Linked DNA regions of Mus musculus: region 2 is linked to region 1. The links are chromatin loops, found by intact Hi-C in ENCODE. Cell type or tissue: heart. All regions are shown on one strand. Links, peaks and the distances in the headings refer to the core of each region. The heading gives the core; the rest is flanking DNA.

The links. Hi-C counts contacts between places; a loop is a spot of excess contacts. Peaks named below come from ENCODE experiments on the same cell type or tissue, not always from the same donor. Only the 100,000 strongest peaks of a DNase experiment are listed, where the experiment ranks them.
Region 2: a loop joins it to region 1, with 5 times the contacts of the local background. A loop is called at or near these places in 7 of 42 quality-filtered maps.

Annotation. Positions count from the first base shown.
Region 1 is chr17:28,527,090-28,535,119 of GRCm38, reverse strand. It overlaps Armc12 (armadillo repeat containing 12), which reads right to left and starts at 4,259. Exons shown (of 6, transcript NM_026290.3): 1 at 4,074-4,259; 2 at 3,000-3,145; 3 at 2,643-2,777. The coding sequence starts at 4,236. It overlaps Gm41506 (a long non-coding RNA gene), which reads left to right and starts at 1,393. Exons shown (of 3, transcript XR_003952333.1): 1 at 1,393-1,457; 2 at 5,340-5,491; 3 at 6,179-6,375. In heart, for the core only: a CTCF peak has its summit at 4,596 (motif pointing right); no DNase peak of the experiment used is centred there; H3K4me3 peaks cover 388 bases; H3K27me3 peaks cover 3,628 bases.
Region 2 is chr17:28,201,579-28,207,648 of GRCm38, reverse strand. Zfp523 (zinc finger protein 523) reads right to left here. Exons shown (of 14, transcript NM_001357995.1): 10 at 5,301-5,534; 11 at 5,051-5,214; 12 at 4,399-4,563; 13 at 3,081-3,194; 14 at 1,763-2,538. The coding sequence ends at 2,440. It also overlaps a transcript of Def6 not described here. Among named protein-coding and RNA genes, the nearest start is that of Def6, 3.2 kb to the left of the region's middle. In heart, for the core only: CTCF peaks have their summits at 2,901 and 3,140 (motif pointing left); a DNase peak (open chromatin) is centred at 3,068; H3K27ac peaks cover 411 bases.

The sequences.
Region 1 (8,030 bases), core at 1,834-6,833:
CTACAAAGTGAGTTCCAGGACAGACAGGGCTATACAGAGAAACCCTGTCTCAAAAAAACAAAAACAAACAAAACAAACAAACAAAAAAAACCCAACACAATACCTCAGTCCAAACTTTTGTCCCAAACCAATTTTTCCCATGTAAGAAACAATTATTCTAGTTTGCAGTGTGTGTGTGTGCATGTGTGTGCGAGGGAGAGAGAGAGAGAGAGAGAGAGAGAGAGAGAGAGAGATTAACACCATGACTGAAAGCAATGTTGGAGAGGAATGGATTTATTTGGCTTAAATCTCCAGGTCACAACTGAATTTAAGGTACAAGCCTGAGATGAGAGCTATGGAGGAGGGGCTGGAGAAATGGCTTCGTACTCAACAGCATCGGCTGTTCTTGCAAAGGGTTCAGGTTTGGTTTCTAGTTACTCCATGGTGGCTTAGAACCATCCATAACTCCAGTTCCAGGATCTGGCCCCTCTTCTGGTCTCCACAATCAACAGGCGTGACTATAATACCATCCATGCATGTAGGCAAAAGTATTCATACACATAAAATAAATGTTTACTCCTTTTTGAAGAGCCGTGGAGAAATGCTGCTTTCTAGTTCACTCACTGGTTCATGCTCAGCTAAGTTTCTTACAGAGCCTAGGCCCACATCTAGGGATGGTGTTGCCCACAGCGGGCTGGGCCCCAACCCCAATCATCAGACAGGACACTCTCTCACAGAGTTGCCCACAGGCCAGTCTGGTAGAGGGAACTCTTCAGTTGAGGTTATGTCAAGTTGGTGGTAAAAACTAACCAAGACGGAAATATTAAAATGTAAAATAGTCAAACATCTACAGTAATTCAATAATACTAATACTAATGTAATACAAGGAGGTTGAGCCATCTGCTTGTCGCATGTGGAGATGCAAGAAACCAGGGAAGATATAAATATCCCATAATGGGGGGCTGGAGAAATGGCTCAGCGGGTAAGGGCACTTATTGCTCTTCCAGAGGTCCTGAGTTCAATTCCCAGCAACCACATGGTGGCTCACAACCATCTTTTTTTGTTTGTTTGTTTTTTGTTTTTTGTTTTTTTCGAGACAGGGTTTCTCTGTATAGCCCTGGCTGTCCTGGAGCTCACTTTGTAGACCAGGCTGGCCTCGAACTCAGAAATCCGCCTGCCTCTGCCTCCCGAGTGCTGGGATTAAAGGCGTGCGCCACCACACCTGGCTCACAACCATCTTTAATGAGATCTGATGCCCTCTTCTGGTGTGTCTGAAGACAGCTACAGTACTCATATATATAAAATAAATAAATACAATCTTTTAAAAAAATATCCCACAATGGACAAACAGTGAGGTAGTCACAAAACAGACCACGGTACGTCATGCACTGTGAGAAGAAGGGATGAGCTTAGTCGTCAATGCTTCCGGAGCAAAGGCAGACCACAGAGAAGTACAAGCTGCAAATGGATGTCTATGCGTAAGTATACCTTCCCTCCCTATGCCATCGGTGTCGTCCCTGAAGCAGCAATAACTAACACACAATATCCCTGAGCACACGGGACTTCAAACACAGCACACTGCGCTTTACCTATCTGTCTGCCTTGCCGTACAAGTGCGCATGCGCAGGGCTGCGCAAGCGCAAGGGTGCCTGCACCTACAGCATCTTATGTGAGGTCATAACCCTTCCGGAGGGGAGGATGGGATTGAGAGAACCCCATTATGCCCATGCTGTTTCTCAGTTTGGGGCTGGCCACATTTAGGGAAGGCTTTTGTTGTTGTTGTTGTTGTTTTCCTGCCATGTGGGAGAAGGTGCTGCATGCACGTGCTCATGGGTGCGGAGTGGGGCCGGGGTGGGGGGCGGTCAGAGGGCAACCTGTGGGAATTGGTTCTCTCCTTCCACCATGTGGGGCCCTGGAAATTGAAATCAGGTTGTGAGGCTTAGAAGCAAACGCCCACTTGCCCACTGAGCCATCTCGCCCCTGGGTTTCGTTAGAAGAATTACTTTCTTTTCTTTCTTCTTTTCTTTCTTTATTTGGTTTTTCAAGACAGGGTTTCTCTGTGTAGCCCTGGCTGTCCTGGAACTCACTTTGTAGACCAGGCTGTCCTCGAACTCAGAAATCCTCCTGCCTCTGCCTCCCAAGTGCTGGGATTAAAGGCGTGCGCCACCACCGCCCGGCAGAATTGTTTTTCTTTCTGCCTCACACATATAAGATAGAAATGTTTTAAGCCGGGCAGTGGTGGCGCACACCTTTGATCCCAGCACTCAGAAGGAAGAGGCATGAGGGCCTCTGAATTTAAGGCTAGCCTTAGCCTACATAGTGAGTTTCAGGCCAGATAGGACTACACAGATACCCCCACCCCCCAAAGCAGGAAAGTGTGGTAACCCCAGTTTCACAACCTGCCTGTCAGAAGTCAAACGACATCTAGCCTTGAAATGACAAGTCTTGTGAGTTACACGGTTAACTCCAATTGTAAGTTACGCACCAGTGTCTAAGAATCTGCTCTTTGGGGGTCCAGTGTCGTGCAGACATGTGGAGACTTGAGTGGCCCTGGAGGAAGCTGACCACTGTCTCCTCCTCCGGGTTACAAACTCGGCTTCAAACAAACTTCACCATTCAGCTGTCAGATTAAAGGACCCAGACCGGATCTTACCCAGGCTCACCTGGATTTTGAGCCTGAATTTCCTGATGCCAGAGAAAGCTTTAAGTGCATTCAGAGCTTGGATTTTTACACTGTTGTCCTTCTCATCTAGCATGTCAGCCACCAAGTCGATGTCATCCATAGTACAAGAAGAGGCCTACAGTGTGTGAGGAGAGGTGGGGGAGACGGGAGAAGCGGGTGTCTTGGCCTGCACTGTCCCCCAAGTCTCTGAGGCCTTCTTTTCTTTGATGCTAGCAATCAGAGGGACAGGTCTGAGGACGCTGCCTGAGGTTACGGGTGAGCTACAAGCCAAGGACCAGACTGACTGGGAGGGCCCGGCTAAGCTCCGCCCCGCCCCGCCCTGCCCGGCCCCGCCCACCTCAGCCTCCAGCAAGTACACGCAGCGGGTGATGTTATGAAGGATCATGCTCCTGGTATACTCATCCTGTTTGCAGTCTAGAGAGTTGAGAAGTCTTCGAATCTCACCGGAGTCCCGCCCGTGGCGCTCTCTCTCGATGGCCAGGCCTAGAAAGCACCCCAGTCCACAGTTAGGGATACGGACTTAGAATTAGGAAAAGCAAGGGGCTGGGAAGTGGGGGAGAGGGAAGGAGGGAGCTGAGGGCAAAGGCTGTGCCTAGCGCTTCACGCTTCACAGACTGCTGCAACACCAACTGTGCACCGCACCAAGAACCTAATCTAATAATGTGCCATCTGCCCTGTCAGGCACTCGTTTGTCCACAATGACAACTTTCCTGGTGTGTAGCGCCAACAAGTAGGGTTCTGCTTTCACCAACAATCTCAAATTACTGACCCTTTTCCTGATGGCACAAAAGTACCCTAGGGAGAGTAGAGAGATGACTCAGTGGTTAAGGACACTGACTGTTCTTCCAGAGGACCTGAGTTCGATTTCTAGCAGCCAGATGGTGACTGACAAACATCTGTTTCTTCAGTCTGGGGATCCAATGCTCTCTTCTAGCCTCTGTGGGCACTGCACACACACACACACACACACACACACACACACACACACACACAGGCAAAACACCCAAACACATCAAATAAAGTCCCCCACGACCTAGTTGGAAACTCTGGGCAAAAGGTGTCTCAACTTTTCTTCCCTTCAGTATCTTCAGATCCTAGGCAAGAGCAGGACAGATAAAAAGCTCTTGATTTCCATTTCCAATACATAGAACAGAGAAAGCCAAGCTGATGGTTCCTGGCTGGAGACTTGGCTCTATGAAACCTGCTACCCAGAGACTCCCAAACTAGCTTCTATAGCAGAGCCTTGCCTCAGGTGCTGGGAAGGAGGAGGGGAACTGAGACAGACCGGAGGAGAGAAAGAAGGAAGGAGGAAAGAGGAGCTTGAAAGAGTCACCTTTGCCCCCACCCCCCAGGGGAGGCCTTAGGGAGGCTTCCTGGGGCAGAGCCCTCTCCCCAGGACCTGGACACTTACGGGCAATGCAGATCGGCGAGTTGGAGCAGAGTGGCGGATGACATTTTAAGCCAGTCCTGACGGCCTTGTACAGCAGGTATAAGGCCCCGGCGCCTGTAGCCAGGCCCACGAAGCTTTTGATGAGGTCCAGTTGCTCCAGGAACCGGGGAATGGTCTTGCCCATGTCTTCCGTGCTGCCTTGTGGCTAGGTAGGAGCTAGGCCTGGAGAGAACATTCTAGAACCAGAACCCTGGCAGGGCCCAGAACCAGGGTACTAGAATCAGCACTAGGCAACAAAGGACACTTAGGAGATGACGGGGTCCAGGAGGCCTCAGAGTGGTTCAGAGGAGGGAAGGTGCTACTTTAGGAGGCTGAGAAGAAGAAGTCAGAGACTCTAGGGGTAGAAGGGAGGGAGGGAGTGGGGCTCAGAGGCACCGCTTGCCTAGCGTGGAAAGGCTCATCTCTTCGGAGCTTTATGGGGTTTTGTCATCTATTTGTTTATTTTTTTCTTTCTGGTTTTTTTTTAAAGATTTATTTATTTATGTATATAAGTACACTGTAGCTGTCTTCAGGCATACCAGAAGAGGGCACCAGATCCCATTACAGATGGCTGTGAGCCACCATGTGGTTGCTGGGAATTGAACTCAGGACCTCTGGAAGAGCAGCCAGCGCTCTTAACCGGCTAAGCCATCTCTCTCTCCAGCCCCTTATATTTGTTTGTTTATAAACAGTGTAACCCTCACTATGTAACCCTGGCTGGCCTAGATCTGAGAAATCTGCCTGCTTCTGCCTAACCCTTGCTGGGTTAAAGGTGTGCATCACCACACCTGGTTTTTTACATTGAGGTGTGTCAAAGTCACATGCACGTGGATACCCAAGGCGTGCAGAAGAAAGTGTTGGACCCACTAGAACTGGAGTTGCAGACAGTGGTGAGCTGAGCCAGGTGTGTGCCAGTAACCAACCTTGGGTCATCAGGAAGAGCAAGAGCACCTAGCTGTGTGGTGCCCTCTCTCTACCTCCTCTCTGTAGTTTTTGAAATATCACCTAATTCAGGCTCTTACTATATTGTTAAGAATAACCTTTCCAGGAGCCGGGCGTGGTGGCGCACGCCTTTAATCCCAGCACTCGGGAGTCAGAGGCAGGTGGATTTATGAGTTCTCGAGGCCAGCCTGGTCTACAAAGTGAGTTCCAGGACAGCCAGGGCTACATAGAGAAACCCTGTCTCGGACCCCCCCCCCCAAAAAAAAAGAATAACCTTGATTGATCTTCCTGCCTCTACCTCCCTAGTGGCTGGCAGGTTACTGGTATGCATCACCACCGCCCAGCTCCTGTATGGTTGTGGATCTAAGTGTTGCGGCTCAGAAGGAAAAGGCTTCCGCTACGGAAATGGACTGTGCAGGGGAAGGTTTCTCCAACAAAAGTGTTACAGCCCTGCTCAGGTAGGGGGAGATCCCAGAAAAAGCTCTGCTCCCATGAAAATGTTAGAGTTGCTGCTAGAGGTATCCTGGCAATTGGGAGCCAGGGAATAACACAAGGTCACCCTGCATAACCAACAAGCGGCATACAAGAGATTGTGTCTATTGTGTCTGTTGGGAGGGTGGCTGTCTCTGCTCGAGTGAGAAGCTGCAGAGAACTGAGCAGAAGGCAAAACTTATATAAGATTTCTTGCTGCCTGGGTTGGGGGCAGGGAGATTTTCCTGTGGAGATTTCCAAGATGAGGATTGGTGGGATTTCAATTCCTGAGCTTGAGCGAGCTCAGGGATTGGTGGATTTTCCTGTTCAGGATTGGTGGGTTTTGTGGCAAGCCCAGGGGCTGGTATAGGATTCTATTTCTTGTTTCTGGTCTTGGGCTTAGGGTCAAGTCCGGGTCTGGGTGTTTATCCTTTGCCTTTTTATCCTACAGTGGGAGTGCCTGGGAGATGTGTGTGTGTGTGTGTGTGTGTGTGAGTGTGTGTACATGTGTGAACTTGTGTGTGCACCTGTGTCAGATATATATATATGCATGTGTGTTCACACACATGTACACAGGCCAGAGGATAATACTAAGTGTCTCCTTTGGGCTCACTCTCTCTCCATTGTATTTTATTACTTATTGTATTTTATGTATGTGGATGTTTTGGTTTTAGGTACGTATGTGCATCCATGAATGTCAGGTTGGAAGACAGGGTGAGATCTAGCAGTGGAGTTAGACCCTTGTGAGGTACCATGGAGATGCTGGGAGCCGAACCTGGTTCTTTGCAAGAGCAACCAATCGTCTTGACCACTGAGCCATCTCTTCAGCTCCCTCTTACTACATTAATATTACATTATGTTTCTATGCTTCTATCTGTGTGTGAGTCTGTGAACATCAATGCAGATGCCCGCAGGGGCATCACATCTTCCTGGAGCCTGAGTTACAGGTAGTTTCAAGCTGCCAGACAGATGTGCGTGCTGGGAATTGAACCAGGTAGCATGCTTGAGAGACATCTCTCTAGGCCCCGCTCCATCATAATTCCTGAGACAGGAACTCTCACTAAACCTGAGGCTCACTCACTTAGCTCAAGGGTATCCCTCTGTCCCCAACTCCCCCACGGCTCAGATTACACTAGTGTGCCTGGCTTTTGCTTGTTGATTTGTTTGTTCTTCGAGACAGGGTTTCTCTGTGTAGCTCTGGCTGTCCTAGGACTCACTTTGTGTAGACCAGGCTTCCCAAGTGCTGGGATGAAAGGTGTGCACTGACACCTTCCAGCTTCCTGTTTTATTTTTAATTAGCATACGTATTCATTGTTCAAACTGAGGAGTTTCACTAAGACATCGCATTCACTTCTCCAGTTCCTTTTTCTTTGAGCCAGGTTTGAGGGGCCAGCGGGTGCCTCGGGCCACTGCCCTTTCTTCCACTAGAGGGCAGCAGAGGCCCACTTCTAGGCTTGGGCCTTTGGGTGTCTTTCCTGACAGCTTGGGGGAAGCTCACCAGCAGCTTCCTGAACTATGTGTTGCGTTCCCACTATGAGTGGCAGACTATTCCTCAAGCATCGATGCCTCTTCCCACCCGAGTTTGAAAACAACGGATGGACACCTTAGACAGTTCTGCTGTCCTGTTGTTCTGCTTCCAATTGCAGCTGTGGAGTCGGCCTCCCTGAGGAAATCTCAAGGCTGCTTGGCTTTGTTGGCAGCATCCCAGATGGAGGCTTGCACTTGGTAGCTCTTTAAGCTATGTTGTCAGTGCTTAAAGGCTTAGACACAGCCCTCACTGTTTGCAGAGAGGGACTTGGTGCCTCTCTTTGTAACATGGCCCTAAAGGGAGAGAGAGCAGCTTTGCCTGGGCTGTGTCTGCATTTGCAGACCGAAGGGTCTATGTTTTCATTCGCACTCCAGAGGTGCCTGGAACATTCTCTCCTCTCGCCACAGCCTCTGGTGGTGACTATGGCCATGAGCTTCCTCCCCCTCCCCCCCTTTCGAGCTAGGGTAGGAGAGTCTGGACAGAGATTAAACTGTTACAGCTTGACAGGACCCACCCACTCAGAACCGCGACTCACTGTTTGCCATGGTGTAGGGAGCATGGAACACACCTATGCCCGGCATCTTCTTGTCCTCTCTGAAAATCTGCCTGGGAACCTCAGGGACTCCCAGCAACATGGAACACAAGGAAAAGGAGCAAAGTCCCTTGAAGATTCTACTGCCTTGGGATCACCTGTCACTTCCCACCAATTCAAGGCAGGAAAACAGTTCCCCCCCACCCCCAGGACTGTCACCTTAGGGTCAAAAGCCACTTTAGCTGGGCTGAGACTGGGTCTCTGCTCTGCCTTCTCACCCAGTCTTTTTACCCTTTCTGACCCCAATCGAGATGATTTAGCAAATTTCACGTTTCCCTTTTTTCTTCTGTTTTCTGGTGTTTGTGGTGTGCCCCTGTGTGTGCCCGTGTGTACCCACTTGCTTTAGAGTATATGCAGACCTGTGTGTGCAAGCATGTAGAAGCTCAAGGTCAACTTGCTACAATCT
Region 2 (6,070 bases), core at 460-5,459, 330 kb after region 1:
GCTGGAGCCCTCCTTTGGGCCCTGGCTCCCTCAGCACAGATAGTCACTTTAGAAGCCTGCTTGCCTCAGGATCTTCCCAGGCTCCCAGTGGTAGCTCTAGAGAGAGGAAGCAGGCCCTTCCAGACTTGGAGGGACACAGGATCAGGAGTCAAGCTTACCAAGTGGAAGCGATTGGATGAGTTAGCCCCAACAGTCTACTCTTAGTACGTTCCTACCTCACAGAGCTGTGTGGGTGCCTGAGACTGGACAGAAAGAAAACTGTAGGCCCTGTAGGCCCGGGACAGGATATTTCTTTAGAGCCACCCAGCAGAAGCTCAGTGCAGAGTTCTACCCAAGCAAAAGCAACCCAGCGGAGGAAGGACAGAGCCAGCTGCTTCTCCGCTTCTCCACGACAGGGTGCCTTGGCAGTTTGGTTTGCTGTTTCCCCCTCCCCGGGCCTTGGCTCTAAAAGAAACTTCAGAATACTGCCCACTTTGTACTTGATGGCTTTCAAGACACCAGAGCCTGTATTTAGGCACACAGGGTGACCTTGACAGTGGGGCTCACGTCAGAAATCCAGTCAGGGGCAGGGCAGGCCATGGGCAGAGCCCTCTTCAGCAGCCTCCACTTCTTCAGATGCAATGCCCACACAGATCATGGTGGCCATTAAATTTCAATGAAGTCAGTGGAAGCTAATTCTGGAGTTGTGCTCCACCCATCCACCTACTCACTCACAGGGGCATATACCCAGCCCCTCCACTTGCTCCTCACTTGGAGTTCTAAAACCTTGGGATGAGTTTGAGACCACCTAGGCTATGAAGAACAGTTCTGTCTCAAAAACAAACTATAAAAAAGCCCAGAAGGGGGGAGGGAGGAAGGGAGGGGAGAGAGAGAGAGGAAGAGAGAGAGAGAGAGGAAGAAGGAGGAGGAGGAGGAAGAGGAGGAAGAAGAAGAGGAGGAGAGGGGGAAGAGGAAGAGAGGAGGAGGAAGAGGAGGAGGAAGAAGAGGAGGAGGAGAGGAAGAGGAGGAGGAGGAGAGAAAAGATCCCAGCTGAGCAACAGCAAATGAGGGCTTCCTTAGGTGTCCCAGGAGAGGATAATCTTATGCACTTGGTCCCTGATTTCCTGGCTCTGTCAGCAGGAAGGGGCTGGGGGCTCATGAGAGCATCATACAGAGAGATGACGAGGAGGGAGGGAGAGGCTCCCACAGTTCCCACAGTGTTCCTACACAGCTGTGGGTAGCATTATAGCTGCTCTTCATGAGGTGCCAGAACCTGTCCAGCTGTGGCTGCTCTGGCCTTCTGACGTTCTTTTTGGGGGTTCTTTAGCGGGGTCCCCCTGTGTCTTTGGGGTCTCACGGCATGAACTTAGACATCCTGCCCCCTAACTGGGTTACAGAGCCGGGATGTTAGCACTGGGAAGAAGTCACTGGAACCCTGGTGAGGTTGTATGTAGTGATGGTGGCAGGGAAGGAAGGGTCCAGGCTCTGTTCAATGATGGCAAGGCAGAAGACCCAGAATTCTGGCAGCCCGGGCATTACCCCAGATTCAGCCACAGCCCAGGAAGAAGCACAGCCACTCGGGTCCTGTTTGGCGTAGGTGTGGGCAAAAGCCTACCAGCGGGTCCCAGAGCTCACCTCTCTTAGGGCCTCTTCCTGCCTGGACCCATGGAGAGCCACCTGCTGCATGGGTGGGCGCTGAGGCCACGCAGGGCTAGGAAAGCAGGCTGGAGCTTGGCCAGCCCTGCCACCAGGGACCAGCACTGAAATGATGGAGGAGCCCAGGTGGAAACTTGCAACTTTTATTAAATACTCATCCGCCCGTTTGCCACCACCACCCAGAGCAGGAAAAAAAATTATCAAAATAGGATTAAAAACCCAAACCACAAAACAAATGAAACCCAGTCCCCAGCAGTCTGGGTACAGGCCACTCGCTTGCCTCTCTGCCACAGACAAGCGAAGAGGCACCTTCACTCCAGCCACAGGCCCCTGAGGAATTAATTCTGACTGTGGTGGTGGGAAGTCCCTGGTGCCAAGTGGCTAGGCATCTTGGCCACCGTAGCCCCAGGAGACGGTTATTGCTGGGAGGCGCTGGGCTGAAAGCTGTCGGCCTTTCCCCTGGTGGTACTAGCAGCCAGGGTGGAGGCCAGTCCTCGTCCACCTAGTCACCACCTCCCTGAGGAAGGGAGTGGACAGAGCAGGAATAATATCCTGCCAAGGGAGGGACGCAGGTGTCTGGCAGCCTGGTGACCAAGCTCAGTGTCGACTGCCTGCTGCCTGGCCCTCATCTTGGGTGTAGCCCACAGACCTTTCCACTAGAGGCCATTTTCCTGTTGCCTCATCACCCCTGAGGCCTATGCGGCCATCTTCTTGGGGTCAGCTGTGGCTGGGGGCCCCGGAGGCAGGGCTGCCTGTGAGCATGGAGCCTTCTCCAGTGTGGTGTGGGAGCTGGTCCTCTTGGGCTCAGCAGCCGCTCTCTGTGGTTTCCAGGGTCACAGCCCCTTGCTGCATAGCAGCAGTGGCTACGCTTATGGCCTCCTCCAGGGTCTGCTGGTCCTCCAGCTGTGGAGAGGTGCAGCAGGGGGAGAGGTCAGTTCCTCCCTTCCAGACCCCACAGACCTGTGTGCTCCACCCACTCCCTTGGTTGGTTTGGTTTTCGAGACAGGTTTCTCTGTGTAGCCCTGGCTGTCCTGAAACTCACTCTGTAGTGAGTGGCCTCAAACTCAGAGATCCACCTGCCTCTGCCTCCCAAGTGCTGGGGTTAAAGGCTCTTTCTTATTAGGGCTCTACTAGAGGAAAACTCCCTGGTAAAGAGCCCTGTTAGGCACGTCCTGGGCAGACCACAGGCTACTCTGTGTTAGACATCAGCTGGCTCACAGAACAGCAACTGGCTGGAAAACGCCTTAGAGAGGATTCGCTCCAGCTTCTCTGTCTCCCAGGTGGAGAGACTAAGCGTGAAGCACAGGTGCTGCCTCAGCCACCCCAAGGTGAAGGACTCCCCAGTCTCCTTGTATAGGCAGAGGGGGCCTGAGCTCTCCCTCACTGCCCACGCCCCCCACCCCCACTCCCTTTCAGGCTCCCTCTCCCTCCAGTCTTCAGCCCACCTGCACTGCGATGTGTGTTCCGTTGGCTGTGGCCAACAGCGCCACCTGTTGGTGATGAAGAGACGCCACGCTTGAGTCCTCAGTCACCAAGGCCCCAGAGGTAATGATTGTGACCTGGAGACACAGAAGCAGAAGACCTTGCACCTGCTCCATGGCTGGGGCAGCACAGACGGGACGGACAAGGTCACTGCGCTGTGGAGGTGATTGTGATTGCATTTTTCTCTTTAGTTTGCACGATTTTCTTGCAGGCTGTCAGGTTGGTAGAGACAGCACTGGGGACTGAACTTAGGGACTTGGTGTTCAGAGCCACCAAGCTACACCCAGTCCTTCCCATGCTTTGTGTTTTTGAGTAAGCTGTCCAGGCTGACCCGGAGCTGTCTTAGTTCCAAATCGCAGGGAGTACACCTATGGCAGATACGCTGCCTGGAGCTGCCTGCCAAAGGCTTTTAAGGATGAAGGTTGCTGAGGGGACTGGTTTTTTATTTTTTTGTTTTTTAAAATTTATTTATTTATTATATGTAAGTACACTGTAGCTGTCTTCAGAAACCCCAGAAGAGGGTATCAGATCTCATTACAGATGGCTGTGAGGCACCATGTGGTTGCTGGGATTTGAACTCAGGACCTTCAGAAGAGCAGTCGGTGCTCTTAACCGCTGAGCCATCTCTCCAGCCCTAGGGGACTGGATTTGTTTGTTGTTTGAGACATGGTCTCTCTTTGTGGTCCTAGAAATTGTTATAATATAGATCAGGCTGGCCTTGAACTCACAGATGCTTTCCTGCCTCTGCCTCCAGAGTGTTGGGATTAAAGGTGTGTACCACCACACCTGGCCTTTGAGGGGTGACTTTAAAGTCTGGGAGGTTGGGGTCTGGTGAGATGGCTCAGTGGTTAAGAGCACCAACTGCTCTTCCAAAGGTCCTGAGTTCAAATCCCAGCAACCACATGGTGGCTCACAACCATCTATAATGCTATCTTCTGGAGTGTCTGAAGACAGCTACAGTGTACTTACATATAATGAATAAATAAATAAATAAATAGTCTGGGTGGTTGAGTCTTGGGAACTGAACCTAGGACTTCACACATGCCAGATGGCAGCTCTATGACTGAGCTGTACCCCATACTTTGCTTTGCCCAGACTGACCTTAAAGTTGTGGTCCTCCTGCCTTAGCTACAACTACAGGCTCATACCACTAGGCCTGGCAGGGAGACTTTTATGGTGTCTTTGTCTCATGAAATCTTGGATGGTTTGGTCTGTGCATGTAATGCCCTCTGACCCCCATGACAAGGTTACACAGAGAACAAGGAAAGTGCCTGGTCATACGGGCTGAGTCTGCGTGCCATCAGCGCTGACCATGGTGACCGTGTGTGTGCCAGATGTGGCTAGTTCTTCATGATGACCGGGGATGGTGAGGGTGGTGCTGCCGTGCTGTGTCACCACACTGATGGCACTCCCCAGGGCCTGCAGGTCTTCTGGGGACAGGCTGACCTGCAGACAGGAGGGACATGAGCTGGAGTCAGGGGTGGGAGCACTGGGCTTGGGCACTGGCACAGCGCAGGGCCACGGCTACAGAAGCAGCAGCAAGGCCTCTCTCTGGCACTTGCACCTCCCACTACTTTGCCTCTGTAACCCCCTGCATGCAGGTCAGGGCCTCCACCTAGCGTGCCTTCCTCTTCACCCTAGTAGAAAGAGGCACACTAGACAATGAGGTATGGCCAAGGGGCAAGGTACTCTGTGGCCACAACACTGGCAGACTTCTGACTTCAAGATCCTCGAGACCTGATGTGACCCCACTTAAGCACAGGCATGTCATTCAGATGAGGACACTGGGAGGAGCAGGGCTGGGTGACACACTGGTCCCCTCAGATCTAGCTCTCTAAAGCCCATAAAGGCAAAACAGGTGCTTGGGTGGAGGTGAGGCCGAGGACCTCAGGGGCCATTGGGAGACTGCTCCACCCATCCCCAGGGCTTCTACCTGCTGGGTACCGTCCTGAGTGATCAGAGCCACCTGAGGGGGCCCATCCTCCTCCGTCACCATGGCTACTTGGGTTGGGATGGCACTGCTCTCTTCCTTCACTTCCGAAAGGTAAGCAATGTGGGTTGGTTTGGGTGGGGGGCTTTCCTCAGCAGCAGAGGCGGCTAGGAAAAGAGAGCCTAGACTGTTACTCGATGCTAGATGTCCGGAGAGGCTCTGTGGCCCTGCCTCCCACTCTCTGCTCCCTCACCCTCCAGCTGCTGCTGCTCATACAGGGCCTGCTCGCTCTCCTCCGTGGCCTCCAGCTCCCCGTGTGCGCTGCGCTTGTGCATGGCCAGGGTGGAGGTTTGCCGGTAGGTCTTGCCACAGCTACTGCACGTGTAGGGCTTGCAATGTGTGTGCACCACGTGGTGTTTGTACAGGCTCGAGTACTCCGTAAAGCGCTTTCCGCAGCCTGGCACCGTGCAAACGTATGGCTTCTCCCCTGGGGACACTGGGCTGTGAGGGGGGTGGGAACTGGGGCTGGCAAGGGGGAAGCTAAGGGGATAGGGTTGGGGACAGGACTGGTGACAGGAAAGCCAGGGGAAAGGGCTGAGAACTGAGACTTGGGGGCAGGAGTTGGGGAAGATGGCCTGTGGAAGACAGGAGGGCACGAGATTGGGACCTCCGCACCCAGAGACAAGGTGGAAAGAGTAAGGGGCACTTAGAGAAGGGGAGTGAGGGCAGACACTGCAATGGTGGGGTACGGGGCTAAGAGTTGCAGGCATAAGAGGAGAGACAGTGGGGTAAAGAACACAGTGTCAGGATGGGAGAAATGGCTGAGAGATGGCGGGAAGCTAGACAGGGGCTGGCACTGGAGACTGGACCCCAGAGTCACGTGCAGAGTAGATGCTTGAAGGAGACACAGGTGACATTTCCATCCAAGTGCGGCTAGGAGCTGTCCTACTCTACAGAGGCGAACAGGACTGTCGGACTAGACCCAGCTACCAATGGGGCACTGCTCATGGTAGGTGAGACAGC